Regions from separate parts of the Homo sapiens genome. Here region 1 is linked to region 2. The links are chromatin loops, found by intact Hi-C in ENCODE. Cell type or tissue: IMR-90. All regions are shown on one strand. Each heading gives the region's core, and the rest is flanking DNA. Links, peaks and the distances in the headings are about the cores only. Region 1 has its middle 83 kb from the start of LSM3. Region 2 overlaps SLC6A6 (solute carrier family 6 member 6).

Region 1 (14,770 bases), core at 6,590-9,089, 200 kb after region 2:
GCTGCTATAACAAAATGCCATAGATTGGGTGGTTTTATAAACAAAGAAATTTATTTCTCACAGTTCTGGGGCTGGAAAGTTCAAGGCCAAGGTGCCAGCAGACTTGGTGCCTAGGGAGAGCCTGCTGTCTTATTCATAGATGGTGCCTTCTTGCTGTGTCCTCACATGGTGGGAAGGGCAAGGGAGCTCTCTGGGGCCTCTTGTATAAGGGCACTAATCCCATTCATGAGGGTCCCACCCTCATGACCTCCTCACCTCCCAAAGTTTCCACCTCCCAACACCATCACCTTGGGGATGAGGGTTGCAACACATGGATTTGGCATTCAGACCATAGCAATCTCCATGTAAATTTTTAAATTTAATTGTCTTAAAAACTAAGAGTAGGACCCAAGGCAGTGGGGGAACTGTGGAGCCATCAGTTTGGCTCTGAGATCCTTGAAGGGTCAGCTCAGTAAGGAGAGGGAAAGTAGCCTAGGGACAAGGATTTTATCAGGAAGTCAATATTTTGTTAAGCTCAAGGGAGGCTCTACACACACACACACACACACACACACACACACACACAATTAATGGGGCAGGGAGGGCACTGGGCTGAGGTTGGCCAGGCCTGGGAATTGACGTCTTCTTCACCTGTGTTATAACAACAGCAACAAGGGGTAGGCATCACAGCCTCCACAACCGTGGACACTCACCGCAGGCCAGGCACTCAGCCAAGCACCTCTCAGGGGTTAACTCACGTTATCCTCTCAACAATGTCACTGTACAGAGGAGGAAGCTGAGGCACAGAGAGGCAAAGAGACTTGCCCAAGGCCCTACCTGACTTTGTAGCCCTCTAACACCTCAGGCCTCCTGACCAGCCCCAGGCCCTGGACGCTGAGGTGACAGGACACAGGGGTGGAGCAGCAGGATGGGCGGATGACAAATGTCTTGAGCACTTGCTTGGCCTCGGGCACAGACTCACTCATGGATCCTGCTGGGGAAGGGCAGGCAGACAGCACACAGGGCCACCCAATGGCAAAGATGACTGTCAAAGAGGCAGATGTGAGCAGCCCTGGGCTGGGGCAGGGGAGGCGGGAGTGATCTAGTGAGCTGGGAAAGGCTGGGGCTTAGAGGCAGGTATTCCCGGGTAGACCCCAGCTCCCACCTTGGCAGATGGCTCCTGTCTCTACTTGCCTTCTGATTCCTTCTTTAAAATGAGGAGCATTGCAACACCTGCTCCCGACCCAGGCTGCTGCCAGGCTCCAGGGCTCAGGCAGGGGACAGCAGGAGCTGCAGAAAGCCAGCTGGCTTCAAAACCTGAGAACGGCCCAGACCCCTGTCAGCAGGTGTCAGGGGAACTTGTGACACACCCATGCACGGAATATCATGTAGCTAGGAACAAGAGCAATTACAGTCACACGCAGCGTGGGATCTCCAAGAGTGATGAGCAAAAGAAACCAGGGAAGGAAAAGTACAGACTGGACCACCTCATTTACATGGAGTTTCAACTAGGCAAAACTCACCTATGGTGTTAAAAATCAGGATCGCGGGGACCTCTGGGGAAGAGGCAGAGAGGCTTTGGGGGACGGTGGGCACAGATGTGCTCACTTTCGACAACTCTTCAAGGGGCTGGGAAGTGGTGACCCGAGACAGGGCCTCACTGACCCCCAGTTTCCTCCTCTGGGAAGAAGATTTCACAAATGGCCCTGCCTGTTGAGGGTGTCGCGAGGGTCAGATGATGGCAGGTGACTTGTGGGTGTGGAGATGCCCCATGAGAGGCCACCATGGAAATGGTGGGTCACGAATTTTTGAAGCAGAGGCCTCTGGTGGGAAGAGCTCCCAAGAGAGAGCCCCGTGTCCTCTTCTATCCACTGCCCCTGCCTCCACGGCTGGAGGCCCTGGGCAGCCCTGGTGTGCGTGGGACCTAGGGGCCTCTGCCAGCTGCCCCAGCTTCCCTGGGCCCGGCTCCCAGAACTCTCAACCAGCAAAGCCCATCCAGCCTGAGCTAGGGAAGGATTCAGGGTGGAAATCCAGAGCCGGGGGCTGAGAGGGAGGCATCTCGGGCAGGGTGGCCAAAGGCTGGGGTGGGCAGAAGCCAGTGCAACGGTAGCCTTCCTCCCTCCACTCCTCAAAGCCCCAGCAACACTGCATCTCCACTGTGTTTCCTGGGACAAGCCACGGGGCCTCGCTGATCCTCAGCCTTCTCATCCATCAGGGGTCTGTTGTGGGGGTTAAATGAGATAATCAACTATTGGTGCTGAGTAAACAGCAGCTGCAATTGTCATTTTTACTGCTATCTCATTGTGGGGAAGGCTGTCTAGGGCATAGAGATGGAGAGGCTGTGAGGGTCCAGAAGAAAGCTTAGATTCATACACTACCCTTGTATACACTTTGCAAGTGAGGAATGCAAAACCCAAGGTCAGAGGCAATTAGGCCAGGGAGCCAGGGGGGCCCCCCAAGGCCCAGCCTCCTCAGTCCCTGTACTGACATTCTCACGTGGACTGCTTCCCACATGGCCACTCTGGAAGATGTACAGAAGGCAGAGAGGCTGCGGGCCAGCCTGGAGGCGGGTGGGAGATTCCCTGGGAGAGTGCATGCGCACACACACATGCACACACACTCGCCACGGTGGGAATCCCACGTTAGTCATTCTGTTTTAGGACTGGGAGCGTAATATGGAGCCGGCTTGCGCTGGAAGAGTGGGAGACGCAGATGCACCCTCTAGAACTGCCAGAGGCTTCTGCATGACTCAGAAAACTGGAAGAGGCCCCGCTCACCACTGACTTCAACTCTTCATTTGGAAAATCTGTTCTTTTTACTTATGAAATATTTCAGACATATAGAAAAGTACAGAAAGTAATGTAACAAACACCTGTGGATTTCTCACTTGGCTCCAGTTCTTTATTTTAATTAATTCATTTTATTATTTTTTTTTAGAGACAGGGTCTCGCTCTGTTGCCCAGGATGGAGTGCAGTGGTGTAATTACAATTTGCTCCAGGTTCAAGCTCCTGGGCTCAAGCGATCCTTCTGCCTCAGTCTCTCAAGTAGCTGGGATGTCAAGTGCATGCCATCATACCTGGCTAGTTTATTTTTAATTTTTAGACGCAGGGTCTCATTATGTTGCCCAGGCTAGTCTCCAACTGGCCTCAAGCAATCCTCCTGCCTTGGCCTCCTGAGTCCCTGGGATTACAGATGTCTGCTACCACAACTAGCTCCAGCTCCAGTTCTAACAGGTTGCTGGTCCTGCTCCTCCTCCTTCACTGATCATTTTCGGGATATAGTCAGAGCCCTCAGGCAGCCCTCTCTGATTGCATTTCTGTCTTTGTCTCCCTCCCGAGGGAATTAACTCCTTGCATCTGGAGTTTACCTTCCCATATTTGTTTTCACACATACATCTGTATCTATAAACATTGGTTTTGTTTGCTCTCAAACTTAATGGGACTATGCTGGATGAGTCACCCTTCAGCTTATCGTTTTGACTCAACATCACGTTATGGAGGCTCCTGCACACGGCTGCACAGAGCGTGAATCCATTCATCTGCAGTCTGTACATAAGCCACGATGCATGAAGCCCTTCTCCCGAGGATGGACTCCTAGGCCGTCTCCAGTTGTTTGCCCTCAAGTCAGCTGAACTTGTCTTCCAGAGCACTTGTGCAGAGTTAACCTCAGAGTGCAATGGCTGGGTCACAGGGTCAGGGCGTCTTGCGCTTCCCTTGATGATGCCCAACTGCTTTCCAAGGTGGGGATGCCACTTCACACCCCCACAGCTGCATAGACATCACAGCATTCCACACTGTGAGCAGACCAAACCCTCCCTTCTTAAGTGTGTAGGCTGAGATTGTGGGGAGGCAAGGGGTCCAAGATACCAGAGTCAGGGGCAAAAGGAGCCAGTACTGGAGCCCAGGTCTACGGATGTTGCAGTTATCTATTGCTGTGTGACAAACAACCCCCATGCTTAGTAGTTTGATTTTGCTCATGAATCCACAGTTCAGGCAGGGCTTAGAGGGGAAGGCTCATCTCTGCTCTGTGTGGTGTCAGCTGTGACAGGTTGGCGGGGGGGACCATTTCCAAGATGGTGCACTCATGGCGAGTTGGGGCTGGCTATGAGGGGGAGCTCAGGGGAGGATAAGGGTGGGATGAGGGTCTTGGTTTCATTCCACTCAGCCTCCTTACGGGCTGCTTGGGCTTCCTCAGGGCCTGTCTGGGTTCTGAGAACCAGTATCCCAAAGCTGTCATAGTGGCTCTTCTGCCATACTCCATTGGTCAAGCAGCCACAGGCTGCAGATTCCAGGGGAAGGAGGGGCTAGGTTGCACCCTGCCTCCTGATGGAAGGAACATCAAAGAATTTGGGGGTCATGTGTGAAAACTGACGCACCTGACTTCTGCAACATGCCTTCAATAATGTAAGGTTCCAGATGCTCCGACAGGCAGAAGGTGAATGAGTAGCAGTGTCCGCTAAGGACCACCCTTGTCATGCATGACTCCAAGCACCCAGAAGCATGCAGACCAACAAGGACCTAAAGCAGAGCCTCCCAGAGTCCTGGGCTCCAGTGATAAATCTGTTGATATGCTTTATTTGCCTGGAAGGAGAGGTTTTTATGTAAAAATAACTATCGGCTGTATCAGTCTATTCTTGAATTGCTATAAAGAAATACTTGAGACTGGGTAATTATAAAGAAAATGGGTTTATTTGGCTCATGGTTCCACAGGCTGTACAGGAAGCACAGCAGCATCTGCTTCTTGGGGGGCCTCAGGAAGCTTCCAATCATGGCGGAAGGCGAAGGGGGAACAAGGCACTTCACATGGCCAGAGTGCGAGGAAGAGAGAGGGGAGGTGCCACACACTTTTAAACAATCAGATCTCGTGAGAACTCTATCACAAAAACAGCACCAAATGGGGAAGTCCGCCCCATGATCCAATCACCTCCCACCAGGCATCACCTCCAACACTGGGGATTATAATTCAACATGAGATTTGGATGGGGACACAGAGCCAAACCATATCGTCAGTGTTTCAAAACTGGTAGAAGATTTGGCAACACTGAACTGTCATTTCCAGACGGCCCTGCTGGCCAAAATAAGGAGCGACCACCGGATAAATCCTCTGGTTTACTGCAGTCCCCGACATCCTGAACTGGCCGCTATGGGCCCTCAGGTTGGCAAACCCTAGGTCACGAATTCTAAGACATTAGAAAGACATTGGGGAATAATCATTCCCCAGTGGTTATTAGTGAACACAGTTCAGCGAGTACAGCTGGCAGACAAATGCATGGTGCTGATACGAAGTCCTCAGAAGATGTTCAGCTCTCTAGGAAGAACAATCCCAGAAGGCTTTCCAGAGGAGGTGACATCTCAGTAGTCTTGAAAAATGAGAAGGATTTGGGAGGCCAAGGCAGGAGGATCACTTGAGCTGAGGAGTTTGAGACCAGCCTGTGCAACATTGAGACAGCATCTATACAAAAAAATTCAAAAATTTGCTGGATGTGGTGGTGTGTTCCTATAGTCTCAGCTCTTGGGGGAGGGGACTGAGGTAGTGTTACAGTAGGTAGCTAGTCAGACATGAGCAGGGCAGGAGAGGGCCCTGCCTCCGGATCAGGAATGTGAGGTGACCATCAGGTGACGGTCAGGCGGTTGTTAACTGTCCCTCTAAAATAATGATAATTGGTTACAGCCAGTGCTGGGAAAGCCGGTCTCCCAATAGATAGAAACACCTGAAGCTGGTGATCAGCCGCTTCCTGATAAGATCTCAGGAGTTGGGTGAGTGGGCTCAAGCATGTGCATTAAGAGGCAAAACGGTGGGGTTTAATTGGTATATGAACTTCCTCTAGGAATGCTAGACTGGTAAGAGAAGAATACCTCCAGTGAGCACGTGCACAACTCCAGTAAACACACTGTGCTGGCCGGCCACTGTGCATGTGGACAGCCACCCAAAGGGAAGAATCAGGGGAGAAGGGACACGACCCCCTGGAAGCACTCCAATGTATAAAACCCCAAGTCAAAGGTCAAACCATACACTTGCACCTCTCAAGTCTCCTGCCTGGCCCTCTTTTTGAGTGTACTTTACTTCCTTTCGTTCCTGCTCTAAAACTTTCTAATAAACTTTCACTCCTGCTCTAAAACTTTCTAATAAACTTTCACTCCTGCTCTAAAACTTTCCTCAGTCTCTCACTCTGCCTTATGCACTTTGGTCAGACTCTTTCTTCTGAGGAGGCAAGAACTGAGTTTGCTGCAGACCTGTGTGGATTCACCACCACTAACTGTGGGAGGATCACCTGAGCCCAGGAGGGCAAGGCTGCAGTGAGCCATGATTGCAGCACTGCACTCCAGCCTGGGTGACAGTGTGACCCTGTCTCAAAAGAAAAGAAAGAAAGATGGGAAGGAGTTGTAAATATTCAGGCCTCCAGAAGCTAATGAGTTTGGTCTCTAGTTGGACATCTGAACTTTGAGATCAGAAAAGAAGCAGAAGCAAGTTTCCTCTGGATATCTCTCCCTGCAATCCCAAATCCAATCTCTGCAATCCCTGGTGGAAATAAAAAGCAAAAATGGAGGCACTAGTAGGTGATGATTTGAAAAACATCCAAAGATGCCATGATATTTTCCTCATTGCTGGCCATCCTGCCTCAAATGTCACCATCAGCACCACCATGTAGATTGCAACATTCCGTAGAAAGCACTTATTACTTGAGGGGGAGGTCATTTCTTCACATAAATCACTCATTTGCCCATCAGTCTGAGGCAGTGTGGATTCATTAAGCTGTCAGATTAGCTAGCATAGAGGAGTGCCAGGAAGGAGATGGGGGAGTGAGTGTTGCTAAAGAGAAGACAGCTGTCCTGGGTGATGCTCTCTGCTGGGAGCAGAGCCCAGAGTGGGAGCCCTGAGCACACTGGGGTGAAGGGTCAGACAGGAGGCAGGAGGAAGAAGGTGAGAGCCTCAGGGGCCACCATTCTGCAGGACCTCAATCTCTCTTTTCCAACTGTAATTTCCTCTTCCACCTGACCTTAGTGTGGACTTCTTCACACTAAAGTTCTGGAAGTCTAGGATTCCATAAGTCTAATCTTCCAAAATACTATGATCCCAAGCTGTTATGGATTCTCAGAGTTGCAAGATCATTTTCTTAAGTACGGAGATAAAGATGATAAAGTATTGATTAAGATGGCGTTATCTTTGAAAATGCCAGCAAAGATACTGTGGTTCTAAGGTTCTCCTTCTAGGTGTGATGTTCTCCAGGGTCTAAGTTTTAAAATTCAGTCCTTCTAAGATTTTATGAAGCCATCAACATTTCCCATTTAGACTGAGCTGGAAGCCAGCAATCTGCAGTGAATCCAGTGATTTCTCTATGTTCTATCCGTACTGCTATTTTTCTTTACATTTAACATTTAAATTTAATTTAAAGTTTTTCTTTGGACTTAATCTCATTCTAAATAATAATAGTACATGAAACTGTGGGTTTGAAGGACAAATTCTATTTTTCTAAAAACCGACCAAATAAGCTCTGGTAACGTAGCTCCTGGCACCTCGAACCATCTCAGGCACCACAGGCAACTGGGATACCACATTTCAGAAGCCATTGCCAAAAACGCCAGTCCCTCAACCCCCAACCTATTTCTGCAGGGGAGAGCAAAGCCATCCGTTTACAAATGGGCCGCAGGTCACACCTAGGGCAGGAATTCTTTGGGCACTGAGAATGGGAGGTCCACCCATGGGTCTCCAGGGAAGGTCTTGCCCTGCTGGGTGGAGGTCGGAGTCTGGAGGTCAGGCGTCCTGCTAAGTGGAGTCTCTTGTGGACTGGAGCCAGCGGGGACCCTATGCAACACCGCCATCTAGTGGCCAGAGTGCAAGGCACCGAGGGCAGGAACTTGGAGACAAGTTTGCAGGTCCTGAAATTGGGAAAGCTGGAGAAAAGATAAAGGGACTAATGATTGAGAAACAAATAATTCGATAAAAATAAAATAAATTGTAATATGGAATCTAATCAAGTCCTAAATGGGCACTACAGAAACAACTTATGTGTCCACCATGGGGACTTGGTTAAAGAAATTATGGGATATCATCTTCGGGAATAGTGTGCAGGCATTGTCATAAGTGCCATGAGTGCCATGCTGACATGGAAAGATGCTCAGTTGAGTGGGGAAGAGAGCAGGAATCAGAGTGTCACCATGCAACTTATGCAAAATGTAAGTATAGATCCATTTCGGGCTCACATCTAGAGAGAATGTCCCCAACTCACCATCTTTCCCATGGCAGTAAATGCACCCCATTTACATGGCTGCTCAAGCCAGAAACCTAGAAATCACTCAGCCTCATGTCCCCCACCCTGACTGTTACACCAGCGCATCGCCAAGTCAGTTCTGTCTCTGAAGCCCACCGGCTTGTAATCCTCTCCACGACCACCACCTCTGGCCGGACCAGCATCATGTCTGGCCTGGATGACTGCAGGGGCCTCCAACCTTGCCCTTCTGCATTTTCCAGTACACAGCCCGGAGAATGGCCCCAGCGCCAGCTGGATCATGTTGCTTCCCTGCTTAAACTCCTCCTGCAGTTTCCTGCCTCACTAGAGTAAAAGCACCCTCAAGCCAACCTTGTTCCATACCCTTGACCCCTTCTCTCTCTGCTCCTGCTCACTGGGCTCCTTCAGGTCCTCAAATCTTTTGAGTTCTTTCCCATCCTGGTCTTTCCACCCACTGCTGGTTCCCGGCCCTGAGACAATCCTGGCCCTGCCCCATCCCTGCCAATTTCTACTCAAACCTGGGCACAATGCCGCCTCCTCAGAGCAGGCTCTGTGGGTGATATAGGATTTCACTTTTGTATCTTCTGATTTGTTTGGGAAATAAGTATTATTTTGCTATGATCAAAAAAATCAGATAATGTTCATTTTAAAATAAAATCAAATGTCTAGACCATTGGCACATGGTGAGTTCAGAGCAGGGGGAGGCTCAAAGGCTAGGGAAGGCTTCCTAAGGGAGGGGGAGCTTGAAGAAAAGGAAGCATTGAGCCCAGGAAGGCAAACAGAATTCCAGAAAGGGAAACTTGAACAAAGGCATAGAGGTGGCAGGGCAGCTAGAAGAGGTGGCACCTACTGATTTTGCTTGTTTAAAACCCTTAATTCTGGTTGTAACACCCATTTTTTTTCCTCTGAGGATGCACATTTCCCACATCCTCAGATCATGTGTTTCTAGTGAGGCTGATTCTCATGATATGGGTGTGTGAATTCAGCTGGGCCAATGAGAGCCTTTCCTGAGATTGTTGCTGCACCTATTGAAAAAAGTGTTGTCTTTCCAACAGAGTTGTCAAGCTGGAAGGATGCAAGCCCAATCTTTGCCACCACAAAGGAAGATAATAAAACCCATACGGGAGAAAACAGAGCCACAGATGGAGACAGTCACATTCCTGGTGACAGTGTTTGAGCACCTGGATCCAGCCCAACCTGAGGCCATTTTCTCCTAGGCTTTTTAGATCTGTGAACCAATAAATCCCCGCTTTAGGAGTTGGGCTAGTTTATCGTGAGTGTCTATCATTTATAACCCAAAAATTCCTAAGTTCCACACTAAGCTGGCTGGAACAGAGGCTTGCTATGGAAGACAGTGAGGGAGGCTGAGCAGACACGGCAGAAACAACAAATGTCATGGCCATTCTTTGGAGGCAAGGCCTTTATCCCAGTGGACTGAGGCATCTAGTGTGGGAATTGGAGAGTCTGAATCTCTGAGCCAAGCCAGAAATCTGAAACAACGATAGGCCCTCTCTCTTGACTGCCCACAAGCCACATTGTGTCTTCATTGACCCAGAAATCCTTTGAAAGGAGACCCAGGGACAGAAATGGCCTGGAGCAGCTCCTGTTCTTGGCTTCTTGGGGCTTTGGAAGGAAACCATCTAAGTCTTCCCAGACCGCACTGGGAAGGCCAAGAATCCACAAGACAACTGACCAGCGGGGAGAGATGGGTGAGGGTGGGGACCATTTGGGGCATTTTCCACTGCTCTTGCCCTGTTTGTTCGTGGTCGGTCTGACTGCTCCTGAGGGCCCTGGTCTCTGGCGGGGGCAGGGAGGGGGTGCTGCGGGGCTGGTGGAGGCAAGGGACACAGGCCTGTAGCTCTAGCCCAGAGTTGGGGCCCTCCTAGGAACTGCAGGATGGTGTGATACATGGAGACACCCCCAGCGCCCTGGAGGGGCAGTAGCTATGTCCTGTGCCCTCCCATCATGCCTAGCACAGTTCCTGCCACAGGGTTATATGCATGGCACTAGTTACCATTCAGAAAACAGATCCCAAGTGCTTGCTGGGAGTGAGTAGAAGAGGAGTTCACAAGGACCGAGGTGCGTGATCACGTCAGTGTCACTGACTTGTGTCTTTGGGGCTGACTTGTGCCTTTAGGGCTGTCTCCCATTCCGGCCCTCCTGTAACCGTCACATCCGGTCTCCACAGGGGCAGGACTCCCTCTGAAACCTCTGGCCTGACACCAGCCACATACCACTTTCCAGCTTTCGAGAGGTGCAGCTGAAGATGTGAATGAAAATCAATACATATGGGCAAAGATTCATTAAAATTCAATACTTATTCATGTTTTTTTTTAACTCTCAGCAAAAGAGGCACAGAGGAGAACTTTCTTAATCTGATAAAGAGTTTCCATCAAAGAAATGTGTGTGCGCGCACGCTCACACACACACACACACACAGCTAACATCATCATTAATGGTAAAATACTGAATGCTTTTCTCCTAAGGATAGGAACAAGAAATGGATGTCCGCCACTATCATTTCTATTCAACATTATACAGCAGAGCCCAGTTGTTTCGATGAGGCAGAAATAAAAATAAAAATAATAAAGTTTGAAATGAAACATACAAACTCATTATTTAAGATGATAATATTGTATATGGAAAAAATCCAAAATCCAATAATAACCTATTAGTATTAATGAGTAAGTTTAGCAAGATTGCTGGATATAATCAACATACAAAAATTAGTTTAGTGTGTATGTGCTGGCAACAATTACCAAATGAAAATTTTGAGGTGCCATTTACAATAATACCAAAATAATCATCAAATACTTATGAGTAAGTCTAATGAAAGAAGCACAAGACCTCTATGACGACACAAAACAGTGTAGAGAAATTAAAGAAGACCTAAATAGAGGACTGTAGCCTGCTTGTTGTTTGACCAGCTTAATATTATTACAATATTAAGTTGCCAGATTGATCTGTATGTTTAATACAAACCCATTCCAGCAGGTATTTACAAGAAAATTGGCATGCTGTTTTCAAAATTTATGTGGAAATTCCAAGGACCTAGAATAGGTAAAGCAATCTCACAAGAGTACGAAGCTGGATGACTTAATGTACTGGATGTCAAGGGTTTTTTCTAAATCCAGAGTAAGAAGGCAGTGTGGCATACTGTGATCCTAGTCAAGTGGACCAATACAACACAGTAGGGAGCCCAGAAACAAACCCACACGTGTTCAATCCCTGGATTCACAAGAAAGATGCACAATTCAGTGAGGAAAGGTGATATTTAATAAATGGTATTAGTTCAATTGGAGAGTCATATGGGGGAAAAATGGGCCTACCTCATATCATACCCCAAAATTAATTCGAGATCCATCATAGACCTAAATTAAAACAAAAAATCTTCTGGAAAATAAAATACAAGAATATCTTCATGACCCTGGGGTAGACAAAAATTTCTTAACCAAACAGGTTGAGAGATGTTTGAAATACATCTATGAAAATAAATACCAATATCCAGAACATACAAAGAACTTTTATAAATTAATAAGAAAAAGACAGGCTAGGCACAGTGGCTCATATCTGTAATCGCAGCACTTTGGGAAGCCGAGGCAGGAGGATCACTTGAGCTCAGGAGCTTGAGGCCAGCCTGGGCAACACAGCGAGACCATGTCTCTACTAAAATTAAAAAAAAAAAAAAATAGCTGGGTGTGGTAGGGGCACCTGTGCTCCCAGCTACTTGTGAGGGTGAGTTGGGAGGATTGCTTGAGCCCTGGAGATCCAGACTGCAGTGAGCCGTGATCACGTGACTGCACTTCAGCCTGGGTGCCAGAGCAAGACCCTGTCTCAAAAAGAAAAAGAGAAAGAAAAAGACAGACATCCCAGTTTTTAAAGTGGGCAAAAAGCTGTGAACAGAGACTGCACCAAAAAGCACATCTAAATAGCCAATTATCATATAAGCATTATTAACATCTTGGAAATGCAGATTAAAGTCACAGGAAGATGCCATCACACTCCTCACTAAAATGGCTAGCAGGTGTGGTGCACTGGCAGCTATACTGCTGTCAGCAGGTGGCCTGCAGCTGTCGGCTCCTCCAAGGTCTACCTCTGCTAGGAGAGCCACCCCGCCCTAGGTCATGGCCCTCCTGGGGCAGCCCAGATCAGGCGGCAGAGTGCAGCAGGGCTTAGAGGTCAGCCTTTTGTTTCCACTGGATGTGGGTCACGCTGCTGGGCAGAACTCACGCCAGCCAGCTCCCTGCTAGGTTAACTGGGGCTTTGTCTAGCCTGAGTCACAGCTCAGCTCTTCTCTCTGCCCCAACTTGTTCCTTCCTTTTCTCTTCACAGGTGTGGATCCCCAATAACTGTCTCCAGATCCAAACTCCATGGCCAAATCTGCTCCCAGAGAAACCAGCCTGCACAGTGAGGATGTGGGTATGGAGCAACTGGAACCCTCAACTATTGCTGTTTGGATCATCACTTAACACCACTTCAGAAAACTTTTGGCAGCATTATATTATATATTAGTATTCTAATGCTAAACTCAGTCTACATAGACCCTAAGACCTAGCACATTCTCTTCTAGGTAGATGCCCAACTGAAATCAGTGCTTATGTCCTCAGAAGCCCTGTTCACAGAAGCTTGATGCGTAATAGCCACAACTGGCAACAGACCAAATGTCCATCATCAGGAGAATGGATAGACACGTGGGGGGCAGTTCAATGCAATGCTAACAGCACATCAAAAGGAAAAAGGCTGCTGCTACACACAACATGGATTCAACACACAGGCTTTGTGTTCAACAGAGGAAACCAGGCACAGAAGAGTGCACATATCCTGTGTGTATATACACAGTACACACAACTTGTGTGGCTCCATTTACATGGTGACCAAACCTAGGCACAACTAATCTGTAATGATAGAAGTCTGGAGAATGGAGAAATTGAGGCTGGAGGGAGCTTGCTGGGGAGCTGCAAGTGTCCAATATATTGATTGACCCTGGGGGTGGTTGTATGCTTATATACACAGGCAAAAGTTAATCAAACCCCACCCTTAAGATGCACGCACTTTGCTGAATGTTACACTTGATAAAAAAAAACTAAGTTAAGAAATAGAAGTTCCAAGCCTTCACAGTGACCCACATTTACTGAGAACTTACTGTGTTTCAGGGCCAGTCATTTCATGCAGCAGATCACTCCATGCACACACACACACACACACACACACACACCCCAACAAATACATAAATACATCCTCAACACACACACACCCCAACACGTATATACTCCAATACATACACATCCTAATACACACACCCCAACACACACATATGCCCTCAACACACACCCCAACACACATACCCTCAAAACACATACACTCCCTAACACACACATACTCCAACACACACACACCCCAACACACACACACCCCAATACATACACACCCCAACACACGCACTCCAACACACACACCCCAATACACATATACCCCAACACACACCCCAATGCACACTCCAACACACATCCCAACACACACATTCCAACACACACCCCAATGCACACACACCCAACACACACACATCCCAACAAAAACATACTCCAACACATACATGCCCCAATACATACACACCCCAACACACACACACACAGCAACACGCGCATACTTCAACACGCACATACTCCAACACACACACCCCAATACACACACACATCAATACACACATACTCCAACACACACATACTCCAACACACACACCTTAATACACATATGCCCCAACACACACACCCCAACACAAACATCCCAAAACACACATTCTGACACACACATACTCCAACATAGCCCAATACCCACACACCCCAACACACACACAATCCCCCCACGGACACCAACACCCACATACTCCAACACACACATACTTCAACACACATACCCCAACACACGCCTTAAAACACATACCCCCAACACACACACAACCCAACACACACAGTTCAATACACACACAGACCAATGCACTCATACACAGACACACACACACACACACACACACAGTCTCACACATCCCCAGCTTCAAGGCACAGCTTAAAGCTAAGCCTGGGGAGAAATAAGAACCGTAGGTGCAGTTACGTGGTCTAAACTCTGGGATCCAGGCGTCTTGTCCTTAAAGTGGAAGTGATACTGCTCCCCACCTCCCAGAGATATTAGGGACACAAGACATTAGGCACATTCCAACACACACCCCAATACACACACACACAACACACACACACCCCAACAAACACATACTCCAACACATATACGCCCCAATACATACACACCCCAACACACACACACAAGATATTAGGGACACAAGACATTAGGCACAGGCTCTCAGAATGTAAGGACTGGCCATTGCAGGCCCTGCTGAGGGAGGACAGGCCCGAGGAACACAGGGTGTTGTGGGGAACACAGGCAAGGAAATTACACTCGTGGGACCTGGGAGGGTTGGGGCGGATATTGGTATAAATCTTTGCATCACTTATTTCAGTTTGCAAATCCCACAAGTACCAGTTCCTTCTGCAGCCTGGGAGGGCTGATTACAC
Region 2 (14,770 bases), core at 5,458-7,957:
CCGTCTGTGCAGAGTCCGTGATTCTAAGCCACTGGCATCCTCCATGCCTGTGACTCCAGGTAGCCCGAGGAAGAGTGCCTGGTCAACAGGGCCCACACCCCGAGGGGCGACACTGTGCTTACAACCCACCCCCAGTTGGATCTGCCACCGTCCCAGTAGGTCGTCCCCTCATCTACGCCCTCCCCCCACACACTGCACCCAGTGCCTACGGTGGTGCCTGACACAGAGTTGGGACTCATTCACGAGAAATCGGTGGGATGGATGAATGCGTCTGCTTAGAGGGAGCACGCTGGGAGCAAAGTGCAAAATACAGAAACCAAGGCTGAGAAGGTGGTGATGGAATGCCGATTGGTGGCTGACTTGGGCCTGAGTTAGGAAAGTGGTTTCTATTGTGGAAACCAGGAGTTTGCTGGGGAAGGACGGGGGGGCGGGGAAGACCACACTAAGGTAGCTAAAAATTCCCCAACTTAACCACCCCCCATGCTTTTGCCACCCATCAGGGCCAAATTGCAATACAAATGTTTAAAATTTGGCTTTGTACTCTTTGAAATTTGGGGGATATCTTGGTGGCGGGGGGGGGGTCCATTTTAGAAACCAGGCTCGTCCCCCCTCAAAGCCCCCTGGGGTCTGGCTTCATGCCTGCAGTACTTGGCTTACACACTAGGTGGCAGTGCCCACCACCACTGCCACCGATACCACCGTACCTGACTCAGCCACATCAGCAATGTCCACCCCTTGCTCTTGTGCCATGAAGCCCAGGATGGAAAAAATTGCGAAGCCAGACACAAAACTGGTACCACTGTTCAGGCATCCCAGCAGCATACAGTCCCTAAGTTACACATATGTCAGGGAGCAAGTTAATTCACAACACAAGGAAGCCACGCTCCCTACTTCTCTTTTTCTTTAAACATCATCATCATCATTTCTAAAGTCCACCAGGCCCGCCGGCGCAACACTTGCCTGTACGAGTTATACTTGTACTTGTTGTAGCTCCCCAGCGAGGTCATAGCCCCCAGGCAGATGGCATAAGAGAAGAATATCTGAGTCCCAGCGTCAATCCACACCTATGAGGGGGAGGGAGGTGGCAAGGAAAGAGAGGAGGGCTGTCAGAGCTGGCTTCCTGGAGGAGGCAGCGAGGGTTATGTCCACCTGGCGATGGCCTGGGGACGGGACCTTGCACATGCAAATGGAACATTTATGCTCGAATCCAAGGTGCCTTTCAAGGCAGTACTGAGCTGCAAGGAGCCCCAGAAATCAAACACCCCACCTCCCAGCGACCTAGCATCAGGGTTAAGAGGATTCAGAAGCAGATGGATCTGGATTCCAACCCTGGAATGACAGTGGGCAAGTAAATATCACTCCTGCAGTTTATAGATAGTTTTCACATCTATAAAATGGGCTCCTTTGCCCTACCCCATAGAGCTATTTCCCAGGTTCAAAGAGTGGCGATTCAGCCCAGTGCCAGTTACATGGCAAGCCCGTAAGTCAAGGCTGCTGTCACCACCATTGTTGTTACTGTTTGCAGACCCCCGAGTTAGAATGCAGAAGGAGGTCCCAAGGAACTATGCAGGCAAAGCTGCTCTCCAGAATCTTCACTAAGCAGCTCGTTCCCAGCTGTCCTCCAAGGCTGGCCAACCCCTCTCACAACTGTGTCCTGTCCAGGGGGAAGGGTGGTGGGGAAGGAGAGCACAGGCCCTTGGGAAGCAACCGGAAGGCCCTGGGGATTCAGGTCCTCAAACAAACCCAGAAAATCTCCCAGGGCTTTCTCCACCTCCCCAAGGTCACAAGGCTGAGTGCCAGAAGGTGTGCTTTCGGTATCTGCCCGTGGACCCTCCAAGGCCATTAACTCTGAATTCCACCCTCAGCCAAGGAAGCCCGCAGCTCTCCAGGCCCCGACTCTCCCATCCCCAGGATGCAGCAGCCCTTGTGGCTGCAGTGGGCAGAAGCTGGGTCCGAGCGGGAGACTTGCTCATCAGAAGATTTCTCCCCCTTGGTGCAGGGCCTAAAGCAGCCTCTCTAAGTGGCCACCCTCAGACGTCCTTGACATGAAAAGAGATGCACACAGCTAGAAAGGTCCATCAGCACCGTGGACAGGCACACCCGCCACAGGCCCGGTGGAAAAGTACCAGGGGGCGGTGGCCCAGCTAGACCTGTGCACTGAAGAACCACGGAAGATGTGCTGCCAGTGGCCTCTACATCCTGCCCTGTCCTGTGCCGGCCCAGCCCTGGATGGGAGGGAGGATGGTGTGTCCCAGCCCCACAGTACCTGTGGGTCCTCAAGGCGGGTGATGTCAGGATACAGATAGAACTTGATGCCTGCGCCCGCGCCCGGCAGCGTCAGCCCTCGGACCAGCAGCACCAGGAGCATGGCGAATGGAAAAGTGGCTGTGAAGTAGACGACCTGCAAGGGCGAGAGGGATTCAGGAGGCCATGGGCATCACTTGCTGCTGCTAAGTCTGAGCATCCTCTCAGAGAGGCAGAGGGGAGCACTGGTCAGGATCAGGAGTTCTGGAGCCAGGTTTGCTGTCTTACTTGCTGTGCGGCCTTTGGCACATTGCTTAACCACTCTGGGTCTCAGCTGCCTCATCTGTAATCTGGGTATATACAGGTACCTACCTCACAGATTTCTTTTTTTTTTTTTTTTTTTTTTTAAATTTGAGACGGAGCCTCGCTGTCACCCAGGCTGGAGTGCAATGGCACGATCTCGGCTCACTGCAACCTCCGCCTCCTGGGTTCAAGTGATTCTCCTGGCTCAGCCTCTCGAGTAGCTGGGATTACGGGTGCCCACCACCATGCCCAGCTAATTCTTGTATTTTTAGTAGAGATGGGGTTTCACCAGGTTGGCCAGGCTGGTCTCAAACTCCTGGCCTCAAATGATCCACCTGCCTCAGCCTCCCAAAGTGCTGGGATTATAGGCATGAGCCACAGCGCCAGCCCACCTCACAGATTTACTGAGATTAAATGAAAAACATCCTATAAATAGTTTGTCCCAGGCACCATCTAAGCACAAAATACAGTGGTGGATAAGACAGAAAACAAATCCCTGCCTTCGTGGAACTGACATTCCAGGGCGTAGAGGTGGAAAAAGCAAAATCAGAGAGTAAGCTATCAAGTGCGTGTGTAGAAGCCTCAGCCCAGTGGTTGCCAACCATGGCATGTGCCCATTGCATGCAGGTCATATTAGTTAACAACTAACTACAATGTTGGTATGATTCCTATGGTTAGGGATCAGATAAGCAAGGGTTCAAATCCCAGCTCCGTCCCCTCATTTGCTGTGTGATCTTAGGCACATTGCTTAACCTCTCTGGACCTGTTTCCTCATGAGTAGAATTCAGATAAGAGTAATAGAAGCCCCTCAACAAGGGGTGAGCTGAGGATTCAATAGGATGATGCTTGTAACACTGCCACTCAGTAGGTGCTCCAGAAAGAGGGCCTGTTGTTGACACTGATTTTGCTGGAAGGACGAGACCTTCAGGGAAGAAAATGAGGCCTCTCAAAGGCCCTTAACTGGGAATAGGAAAGGCTCCCCGCTTCACCGGGCCTCTGGGAGACCCATGGCCTTCCCTGGGTCACACTGCATGTTCCAGACAGGCCAAGATCAGGTGTGAGGTGGGGACTAGAAACGATGTGGCCATCTCCTCCCAAAGACCTTCTCTCCTCTTGTCCTGCAAGCGCTGTTTGTGGCTTCAGTTCTCATGGATGGATTTTCCCATCTTATTCAACACAAGGAGTTTCCAGACAGAGATTATGCCTGGGAGGAGTTCGAAGGTGCCTGGCTGAATGGACAGTTCGATCCTAGTGTTTCAGGCAGGGCACTGGCTGAGTAGGAACGTCCCAGGCACAAGCCCACTTCATCCTCACCATGCCCCCCAGGACGGTGGTTTACAGTGGAGAAACTGAGGCTTGGTGGGCTTTAAGGACGTGCCCAGGGCATCAACGGAATCCAGGATTTGAACCCAGAGCCTGTGGAGGGCTAACCTCTGTGCAGAAAGGCATGAAGTGTTTTACTTCGACATGCAGAAAGTTCATGGTGGCCACCTTGAAACATTGAGACTGGTTGGCAGAGCCCTGGGCCGCATCTGGGGATCAGGGGACCTTGGAGGAACCACTGCACAGTCAATGCACCCATTTTACAGGAGAGGAAACTGAGATGAAGAGAACAGGACAAATGTGCCCATGGAGTTGGGGGTGCAGTGCCAGGGCACTGCTGGGGCCCAAGTATGTAACAGACACTGACCAATAGTGACAGAGCCCCAAACCTCACCTAGCTGGCACCACGACCCTCGACAGAGCAAATTCTTGTGGCCATGATCCCTTTGAGTAGAAACAATGAGAAAGGGGCTTTGGAAAAGGGCAAAAAGGAAGCTTTCAGGGCCTGCTTAGCTCAGCTGCCCTCAGCCCAACAACCCCTAGGCAGCGTTTATTGAGCACTTACTGTGTGCCTAGCACTGTTCCAAATGCTGTGACGTCTATTTTCACTGGCCCGTGCCCTAACCCTCTGAGGTAAGTTGTATTACTATCTCCATTTTGCAACAATAAAACTGAGGCCCAGAGAGAGTCCATCACTTGCCCAGGGTCACGTGGGCTTAAGCAACAGAATGGGGACCTGCCCCACAGCCCACACATAGCAGACCAGCAAAAAGCCTCCCACAACTGGCAGTTTACTGATTCTCCCCAAGACCAGAGGGCAGCCAGTAGGGAGGCCCTCAGGTCTGAAGCCAAGCTTAGAGGCTGGCTTGCCATGAGACCTCCAGGAAGCCGCTGTCCGCTCTAGACTGTTTCCCCACCAGGAAGTAAAGGGCTGGGACCGTAGGAGCTCTGAGGTTGCCTCCCACTCTGCCACTCTAGGTCGAGGGGTAGAGAGGCTGTGGGTCAGCTGGGGAGCCACCTCTACCAGGGGTTGCACGCTGCCTCTGCCACCCCTTGCTGGTGACCTGGGCCTCAGCTTCCCCATCTGTCCACTGAGGATAAGGGAACGCTGACCTTGCTCGATGGCCCCTGGCCTGCGGTGAGCATTCAAGAAGCCTCTTTGGCCGGCACTGTCAGGATGGCTCTCCGACACTGACAGGCTGGGCCCTACTGCTGCCTCTGCCCCCGGGCGTCCTTTGTTCCTCCAGGCCTCAGTTTCTCCAGCCACCGTCATCTCTTCTCCTTGAGGCCAGGAGCCTACATGATTTCCCGAGGATGGGAAGGCAGACGTGGAGGGCGGGGGCACATCAGGAAGCCACAGAAGGGGGGAAAGAAGTGAAAAAAGAAAACCAACCTGCCTCTCCCTTCCTGAGGACAGGCGGACAGGCGGCCAGGCGCCCCGACCAGTTCCCACCTCTGGGGCCCTTTGTGGGCCACACCCGGGCTGGCGAACAATAGCTGCTGACAGCAGCCCCGCAGGGGTCTCCAGAGGGCGGCCACTTCAAAGCCAGCCAGGCCTCCACTGGGCCAAGCAACCCAGTGGTCTGTGACCAGAGGGCTTTGTGTCAGGGACAGGGGTGTGGAGGTGGCTTTCTTTGTTTTCACGTAGTTAGTTTATTTAACAAGCACTTATGCAGTGCGGATTTTGTGCGGGGCACTCAGCTAAGGGCTTCGTGAGTTTTAACTCATTTAATCCTCAGACAACTGAGAAGAGCCAGGCATCAGCCTCACCTGCATTTTCTAGATGAGGAGACTGCCCAGAGAGGTGGGGGCACCTGCCTGCAATCACAGTTACTGGTGGTGGATGCGGGATGGATCCAGGCCAGCTGGTGTCAGGTCCCCACACCTTTGGGATGTGTGTCATTGTTCCTCCCCAAATCCTGGTCACGCCACCTCAGCCGTGTGAAGGGAAAATAAAATCTCAGGACCCCAAACTCACTATGCAGAAGGAAAAAGTTAAGCTTGGGAAGTGAGTCACACACACGCACAAAACCGGCCTGCTTTCTGTTCTTCAGCAGAGAGTTGTGAGATACAGGCCACGTATCTCCCCAGGCGGCCTCCCTCACCCTGACAATGTAAACTCACAGCTCATCTTCACAGGTGCCGGACAAAGAGACAAGAAATGAGCCATCCACCCACACATCTAGGCATGTGTCTCCTTCCTCCACCGTGTGTACACACCCTACCCTATGGAAAATGTGTGTGTTCTCTACCCTATGGAAAATGCAGATTTGCTGAGAGACATCGTGCATAATTACCTGAATTACCTGTTCCTCTGTCCCTTCCTGCTGTTTCCCCTTACATTTTTTTTTTAAGACACGGTCTCTGTCGCCCATGCTAGAGTGCAATGGCGCAATCAAAGCTCACTGCAGTCTCAACTTCCCGGGCCTAAGAGATCCTCCTACCTCAGCCTCCTGAGTAGCTGGGACTACAGGTACGCGCCACGATGCCCAGCTAATTTTTGTATTTTTTAGTAGAAACAGGGTTTTGCCATGTTGACCAGGTTGGTCTCGGACTCCTGAACTTAAGCAATCTGCCCTCCTCGGCTCCCCCAAGTGCTGGGATTACAGGTGTGAGCTACTGTGCTGGGCCTCCCCTTTAGTGTACTGAGGTTCTCAAAACTCTCTTTGGAAAAAGTGCAGGCCACAGATCCTACTGTGGCTCAGTCTCTTTCCTGAGCACATCTTCAACCTTGGCAAAATAAACCTCTAAGCTCATCGAGCCCCCTGTCTCAGATGGGTTTTGGTTTACAGTAGCAGGTTTGAAAGCCACCCTTGCTTTGCAGAATCTGCTGCTCCGAGGACAAGCCCCTGAGAGCCATGCTTTCAACTTTTCTGTGGCTCCCCCGGGATCCCCAAGGGACAGGCTGGTGCTAGCTGCTGCCAGGGGCCTCTGGTGGTGGCCCAGCAGGCCTTGCTGTGGGACGTGGTATTTTTCCACTCTTGCTGGTGAACCTCCGTGGCTCCTCTGAGCCCTAGACCCAAAAGCCCTGTGGCCCAACTGTCCAGGAAACTCACAAGGACAACTTTTCTCCATCCCCTCTGGGCAGTAGAAAAGAGGGTGGCTGAGCAGCAGGGGGAGCCGGGCATCCTTTGGGAGGTAAGTGTCTGGGCAGCAGCAGCAGCAGGGGGAGCCAGGCATCCTTTGGGAGGTAAGGGCCTGGGCAGCAGGGCTCGCCATTGATCCCAGAGATCCTAGGCAGGCCCTAAGGATCCTCAGCGCCCTGGCTGTTGGTGAGGGGCTTCACTAACTCATTTCACATAAGGGGAAGGTGAGGCTGAGAAAGTGAAAGGGCCTTGTTCAAAGTCATGCAGTCTGGGGGATCCAGAGCTAAAAGGACCTGGCTCTGACTACCCCCTGCTTTGTTTTTAACCAGGCAAAAAGAGCTGCTCCGGAGGCCAACAGCGAAGAGCCCCAGCCTCAGTGAATGTCCATGCTCACTCCGGGGCCTCCTCCCCTGTGCGTCTGCAGGGCTTGCACTTCCTGTGTGAGTGTCTGGATCTCTGCCCCCTTCCCAGACCCCACTCTGTGACAGCAGGGACATGCCTGCCACACGCCCTACTTACTGCATCCTCAGGCTGGCACGGGGGTGGGCACAAGAGGCGGAAGAGTGTGGGGCACCCAGGTCGGGAGTGGGGCCGCCTGGGTCCAAATCCCAGCACAGCCACTGACAAGCTGTGGGATGCTGGGCAAGGTAATGAGCCTCCTTGAACCTGAATTTCCCCATCTGTAAAATGGGACTAATAACTGCACATACTCCAAACCATGAGGAGGATTCAATGAGCTACCTAGCAGCACTGAGAATGCTGCCCGGCACTCACAGGCTACTGCGCTTTCGCCACCGTTATCACTATTTGTTGAATGGATTAATGGCAGCCTAGTTTCAACTTCCTGGAATAGTGAAAATTACAAAAAAGGAAACTGCAACCTAGAGAGGCAAAGTGACTTGAACTCAGATCCTGAGCCTCTCAGGCTGGGGCTCTCCCTCCATTACCCTCCAACTCCTCCTTGCTGGACTAGACACGAGAGCAGGGCCTTGGCAGGATGAGGTCCATCTGCTGCCTGTGGGCCCAGCCCCCACGTCAGCCACAAACCTGGTCTGTGGCCAGGGCTGGAAGCCATGGCCAGCGAGCAGGCAGCCTCTCAGCCATGGGGCTTGAGGAAGTTCACAGAGCCTGACTGTGTTTGTCTTGGCTTCTCTGGCCTGGCCCAGGCTCTGCTATTGTTCTGGGAATCACGCCCACCCCTGGGAGGCCTACAGCCACCCCACGAAGGAGGTTGTTGCTAAGGGTGAGAAGGGAGGACCCGTGGAAGATCACGTCTTTGCTCGGCCACAGCTGCAGCCTGGCACCCTCTCTCTGGCTTTGACACTATTCTCCTGTATTCTGCATTATGTCTCAAAAGTTGCTCACTGTCCCTGGCGGACATCAGCCTCCTCCATCAGACTGGGTGCTCCCCAAGGGTCTGGGTCAAACACACCTCAGGGCCTTTGCACAGGCTGTCACTTCTACCTGGAGATTTTCCCCTCCACATACTCACCTGGCTCAGCCCTTCACTTCCTTCACATCTTTGCCTAGAGTCACCTTCTTGGTAGGTCTTGCCTGGCCACCCTATTCAAAATTGCTCCCAACACTCCCCATTCTCCTTCTCTGCTTGACTTTTTCCCATAGCTCGCATCCCCATTTGACTCCTATATATTTTTCCCATTCGTTTTGTTACAACCTGACTCTTCCTGCCAGGCCATCAGCTCCTGGAGCACAGGAATTTTTGTCTGTTTTGTGAACCACTGCATGTCCCCCAGCCCTGTTTCTACAAAGCACCTGGCACACGGTAGAGGCTCAAAAAATACTAGTGCGTAAGTAAGTGATGATGTCTCTAGCACTGCTCAGGACCAGTGCTCCACAGAAACTTTCTCACTTCTGTGTGGGGAAACTGAGGCAGAGTGAAGAAGGGCATGGTGGCATGTGCCTGTGGTCTCAGCTACTCAGGAGGCTGAGGTGGGAGGATGGTTTGAGGATGGCTTGAGCCCAGAAAGTGAGCTGAGATCAAGCCACTGCATTTCAGCCTGGGCAACAGAGCCAGACCCCACCTCAAATTACAAAAAAAAAAAAAAAAAAAAAAAAAGAAGAGAATTAGCATTTACAGAACCGTCTGTGCCAAGCATTGTGCCAGGTGTTTAACACACCTCATTTTAACCCTACTATCACCTATTTTATAGAGGAGGAAACTGAGGCTCAGAGAGGAGGAAGTGACCTTGGACAAGTCACTTGACCTCCCTAAGCCTGAGTTTTCTCATTGTTTAAAGAAAGGAATAAAATGGTGTGCTTGTGAGACAGAGAACCGGGGTAGCACAGTGAAGGTGCTCTCCAAGGAGGTGCAGGAGTTACCCATGTCCCCTGCTCCCGCCTGTTCCGGGCAGGACCGTGCTCACTGGTGGGCACGGGCAGGTGTCCAAGGCCTGGACTGCTTCCCTTCCACCCTTGGCTTCAGGATGGCAGGGTGGTTCTGCCCCAAGAAACAAGCAGAGGGCACTGTGTGTGTTGGAGGGGGGTGCACAGGATCACCCCCATTCTACCTCTTGCAACCCTGGAGTCCCAGGTCTTGCAGGGTAAGTGACTGGAATAATTACTTGGATCTCTACAAATCTATGATTTTGCCTCTTTGGGGGCTCTTTATCCAGGGAGACACATTCCTCAACCCTCAATTCCACTGTGTGGCTGGGGCAGCTAAGGTCACTGCCCACAGCTCCATCTGGAATGCTACCTTAAGACGCTCCTTTGACTTTTGGGGGTTTTTTGATCTTAAAGAGACGTTCCCTCTTTTGGGATGTGAGTCACTGGGGAAAGCGTTGACAGGGCACTATCTAAAGGCAGATGAGCAAACGCCTTTGTTCTTTATAGCTTAGGGCCCTGGGTTCAGGCTCACACCTGTGATCACAACATACCCCCGCACCAGCCTTTGGCATCAGCAAAGCCATGACAACAGCCAGTGTCTAGGTTTTCAGGGAACAGTTCAGCTCTAATTAGTAACAGGTAACATTTCAGTTATGGGTTAACATTTCCACTATTGCTAATGTATCAGTTATACCTAAAACCTTAAAATTACAAGCTAACATTTTACATTTGTTAATCACTAACATCCTAGTCACTATGTGACATATTAATCAGCAGCAAACACTCCAGTTATGAATAATACTTTGGTTAACAGCTAACACCCTGGCCATGAGTGGATGATTTAATTATCAGCTAACGCTTTCCTGAACAACTAACATTGGAGGTGCCGGCTGAAATGTTAGTTATAACTCAGTTAATCTGATTTAGCAGCTAAAATCTAAGCCAGTGCCTCTCAACCCATAAAGTGCTCTTGGATTATCTGGGGATAATGTTACAACGCAGCCTTGGAGTTTGTAGGTTTGGGGCAGGCCCACGAAGCTCCCTGCAATGCTGATGGGAATGCTTGTGGCCCCCTCTGCAAAGCGAGGGTCCATGCTGTGGCTAATGGCTCTTACCACGGTTGCTGGCTAACCTCCTGTTACCAGCTAACCTATTTATTAGAAGCCCAACATTAGTTATCTGCTACCATCTGCACTGACTGCCAATACCTTGAGATGAGAAAGCTGTGGTGGATGGGGCTAGCTCGTGTAGGCTCCTGAGAGCCTGGCTCTTCAATATTCAGGAATTCTGTGAGCTGGTCATTAAACTGTGGACAGCTTGAAAGCAAACATGGTGGGAGCACTGACACCATGAAATGGACAAACGCTACAACAAACCTGAGTTTTACTTTTTTCCAGAGGGCGGGCTTACCAGCACGCCACCACTGGCCACCTCCCTCTTGGGGCGTGGCTAATTGCAGGCGGGAAGTGGGGGAGAGGGCCAGCCTGGCACAGCTCTCCAGGAGGCAGGGGACGGACAGAAGTCCAACTTACCTTCCCAGTGGACCTGACGCCCTTCCAGATGCAGAAGAAACACACTAGCCAGACTAAAAGAAGGCAGAGAGCGAGGTCCCATTTCAGAGAGCCTGGGTGGTCGATTCCAGGGGACAAGCTCAGCACGTTGCGCCTTGAAGCAAACACAGAGCCAGGAGTCAGTGAGGGGCCTGGCCCTGGAGTAGAGAGAGCCAAGGCTCGGACATTAACAGGCTGGGGGTCAAATCCCACCTGAGGCGCTGCATTTACATAAGTCACCTCACCTTTCCAAACCCAGGAATCCCCATTTGTCTTGAGACAGAGTTGTTGGAAAGAAAAGAAAAGGATAGACTCAGACTCCAGATTCAGGCAAACCCAGGTTCAACTTAGTCTGGCCTCAGGCAAGTTAAGGAACCCCTGAGCCTCAGTTTCCTCATCTGTGAAATGGGCACTGATTTTCTGTTGGGACTTCAGCAGAACCTTCTTCAGTGCCAACCGTGGGCCAAACACTAGGTTCAATTCTCAGCTCTACTGTTTGTTCCGTCACTGACAGAACGAAGTTAGCCAACTTTCCCAGACCTCTGGCTCCTCGTCTATAAAGTGTTGCCCTCCCCCAATATTGTCCCTTATTATTTTATTCATCCCTGTGTAACCTGGATCTCTCACTAAAATGTAAGTCACACAAGGTCCTAAATTCAGGGTCTGGGATGCAGCTAGCACTTGATAAACCTTTGCAGATGTTAACTGTGGTGTTCAGATGCCCAGGGAAGTTTCAGGCACACAGCCGGCACCTAAGCAATGCTGGTTTCCTCCCCTGCCCTGCCAGGGTTTTGAGGGTCTCAGAGAGAGGCAGGTAAACGGTTTTAAGGATAATTGGCACGGGACAGTCACCAACCCTGCCCAGGATGACACGGCAGAGCGTGGGTCTTTGGAGTCCAGACTTAAGCCTCCCACCAATCCGAGCTGATTCCTGCTGCCCTGCTAAACAAGCACACAAGTACCTACTCCCAGACATTCTTATGGATGACAGCATCTGAAAGCAGGCCAGGGCGATGCAGGGTACTGACAGCCCAGGCCATGAAACTTGATGCCCAGAAGTGGCACCCATGGTCCCAGAGCTCTGACTGCTGCAACAGTGATCGAGGACAGCCACGCTGAGAACAGAGACATCGGCCCTGCCCACTGGGCCTCCCAGGTTACCTGTCCACCACAGGCTGCTGGCCACAAGAGACAGGGTCTGCATGCTCCAGGGTGTTTGCGAACCCCTGGAAGAAGCTGAGTTTCCTTCTAATGGGAGTCAGCTCCCTGTCTGAAGGTCACACTCCCATGCAGGAGGGGCAGGGAGTGAAGTGTGACTCTGTGCCTCAGTTTCCCCTTTTGTAAAATGAGAATAACAGCTCCTGCCCAGGATGCTCTTGGGGAAGCATTCTGGAACATCCCAAGCTTTCAGCCAGTCCGTGGGATTACCCCCACAGTCAGGGCTCTGGTTCTCGGAACACACACCAGGCTAGACCCTTTATCATTTTTATTTTATTTTTTTTAGAGAAGCTTCAACATAAGGACTTTGAATAAATCCAAGATTCCCTTCTCAACTGGTATTCAAGCAAGGCCTTTCTTTAGTTTACTGCTGTGTTCCCAGCACCTAGAACAGCATCTGGCCCATTGGAGGACCTCAATAAAGACCTGTTGAGTGAATGAGTGAATGAATGGACTCAACTGGGAGGACAGCAAGTTCACATGTCACTGTAGGACCGATCCGTGAAATACTCCCACTAACAGCCATAAGACAGGACAGCTTTTCTTTGCCCTCTTCTTGCTGGTCACAGCGACATCAGTGGGCTCCCCCTGGCACCAGGGATGTCAACATGATAATGCTGATGGACGAAATAAAAGCTACCAGCAACCACCTGCTTTCCAAGGCCTTTTCAGTTTATCTCATCTGATCCCAGGAGTAGAGGCCATTCACCCCATTTTACAGATAGGGAAAATGAAGGCTTGGTGGGTCCACTTGCCCATGGTCACAGAGCCAGCAGGTGACACAGAGCTGCCACCCCAAGCCCACACCTGTCTGACTCCAAAACCAGTGCTCTCTCTACTCCACTACACTGTTGGTCTGGTTTTAAGAGAAAACAGAGCCTAAATTTTAACAATCTCTTCAGTCCTCTGCTATATGCTGATTTAACAATCTCTTCAGTCCTCTGCTATATGCTGGGATCACCTGGCACCTTGGGGCAGGGGGCATCCCTATAGGGCAGGCTGGCGGCCAACCACATCCCAGCTGGGGCCCTGCCAAGCATGTGGATCTGGCGCCTGCCACGGCTTTAAAACAAAAAGCCTTTCCTCATTCTGCAGGGCTCAGCACCTTCAGTGAAAGCCAGGGCAGGCTGGGCAGTGGCCCAAGACTTCCTTGTGAATGGGCAGCACCAGGAGAGGAGGAAGAGCACCTTTCCACCATCTCCCAGGCCCACCAGGTGCACTATCCTCCGTCTCAAAGGAAGCCTCCCTGAGGTTCTGGAAGACTCACTGTAGAGCCCCTGTCTGTCTTCCGCTGTCCTGTCCCACGCTGGGGAAATGTCTGTGTTGCCCACCAGACCCTGGACATCCCAAGGACAAGGGCTTTATATGCTGATAAGATGCCCAGTCACAAGACAGCCTTTCCTTTGATTCTTCAGGGCAAGCTGGCTGAGAAGCTTAATACTCCAGAGCCCTGATTCTGACCATACCCAGCCTGCAGCCAGCTCATCTAACAGCATCTGCCCTTCTCCTACCACCATGCTGGTCAAACCAGTGGTGCCCAATACTGATGGGAGGCTGCCACACTGACTTGTTCGGGGCAGCTGACCAGCTATGGAGTCTACAACAAAGAAAATGAGTCCTCCGCCTCCTTCTCCATTGCTGGTGGTAGTCCCTTTGTAGGACCTCATGGTGCCATCCAGGGACGTTTGCTTTGATCAGGCAATTCCATTCCTAGGATTACCTCCTATAGTTACATCTGCATGGGTGGCCAGAGACATAGTACCCCCCTCAAGCAGTGCTGTCTGTAGAGTGAAAGATTGGAAATGACTCAAATGTCCATCAAGAGGAGCTTGTAAACTGTGGAGCAGGCACACACTGGAATACAATGCAGCGGTGTAAAACAGGAAAGTTCTGTGTCCTACTAAGGAGCTCGGTCCTGGAGACAAAATGCAGGAAAGAAGCAAGGTGAAGAACAGTGCATGAGACATGCTCCCTACCGTGTAAAGAGGGAGGGAGACAGAGACACATTTGTACTTGAATACACACACACTATTTTTGGCAGGACACACAAGAAGCTGGTGGCAGTTGCTGCCTGTGTGGGGGAGGGGGATGCACTTTGCAAAGTATTTTTGCACTATTTCAATGTTTTTAATGTGCACATATCACCTTTATAAAAGTTATTTTAAATTCTTGAAAAGCTTTATAACGGGCCACGTGAACATACTAGGGCTGAAACCAATGTATCTCATCAATCAGGATTTGTCACAACACAGCCTGACACAGGCTCAGGGCCAGAGCAACCGACATTCTTTCCAAAGACATCTCGGGCAGCCATGCAGGCTGAATCTCAGGCAGGCCCCTCCACAGTCCCTTCCGTGTCTGACTTCCAGGGTCTTCCCAGCCAGAAAGCAGCCGATCAGGATCCCAGCCAATCCCTACCCAGCAGTGAGGGCGTGCTCAGTAAACTGTAGAGTGTCGTGCCGAGGGAACGCCATGGCGCCCTGCCACTCACCTGTGCCTCCTAAGTACCCCAGGAGGAAGCTGCACAGGCTCCCCACAGTGTTAACACAGCTCTCCCAGCACAGTCTCTGCCCCTGTCCAGGCCCCTGACGCCCCCAGGATGATTTCCAGCAGCCTCTTCGTTGGTCTTCCTCCCTCTACTCCTGCCCCAACAAGTCAGAGGGAATCTATCAATACCTATGTCAGGCCACATCCCTCCTC

The links. A loop is a pair of places that touch in the nucleus more often than their neighbours do. Peaks named below come from ENCODE experiments on the same cell type or tissue, not always from the same donor. Only the 100,000 strongest peaks of a DNase experiment are listed, where the experiment ranks them.
Region 1: it touches region 2 in a loop (12-fold over the local background); 108 of 110 quality-filtered maps call a loop at or near these places.

Annotation. Positions count from the first base shown.
Region 1 is chr3:14,254,359-14,269,128 of GRCh38, reverse strand. No RefSeq gene overlaps it. Among named protein-coding and RNA genes, the nearest start is that of LSM3, 83 kb to the right of the region's middle. RefSeq lists an enhancer at 1,794-2,433. In IMR-90, for the core only: a CTCF peak has its summit at 7,802 (motif pointing left); a DNase peak (open chromatin) is centred at 7,788; H3K27ac peaks cover 447 bases.
Region 2 is chr3:14,454,147-14,468,916 of GRCh38, reverse strand. It overlaps SLC6A6 (solute carrier family 6 member 6), which reads right to left. Exons shown (of 15, transcript NM_003043.6): 6 at 10,835-10,967; 7 at 2,267-2,401; 8 at 961-1,064; 9 at 705-829. Among named protein-coding and RNA genes, the nearest start is that of SLC6A6, 59 kb to the right of the region's middle. RefSeq lists enhancers at 7,142-7,191, 6,995-7,516, 7,517-8,038, 8,039-8,560, 9,046-9,546. In IMR-90, for the core only: a CTCF peak has its summit at 7,008 (motif pointing right); a DNase peak (open chromatin) is centred at 7,016; H3K27ac peaks cover 815 bases.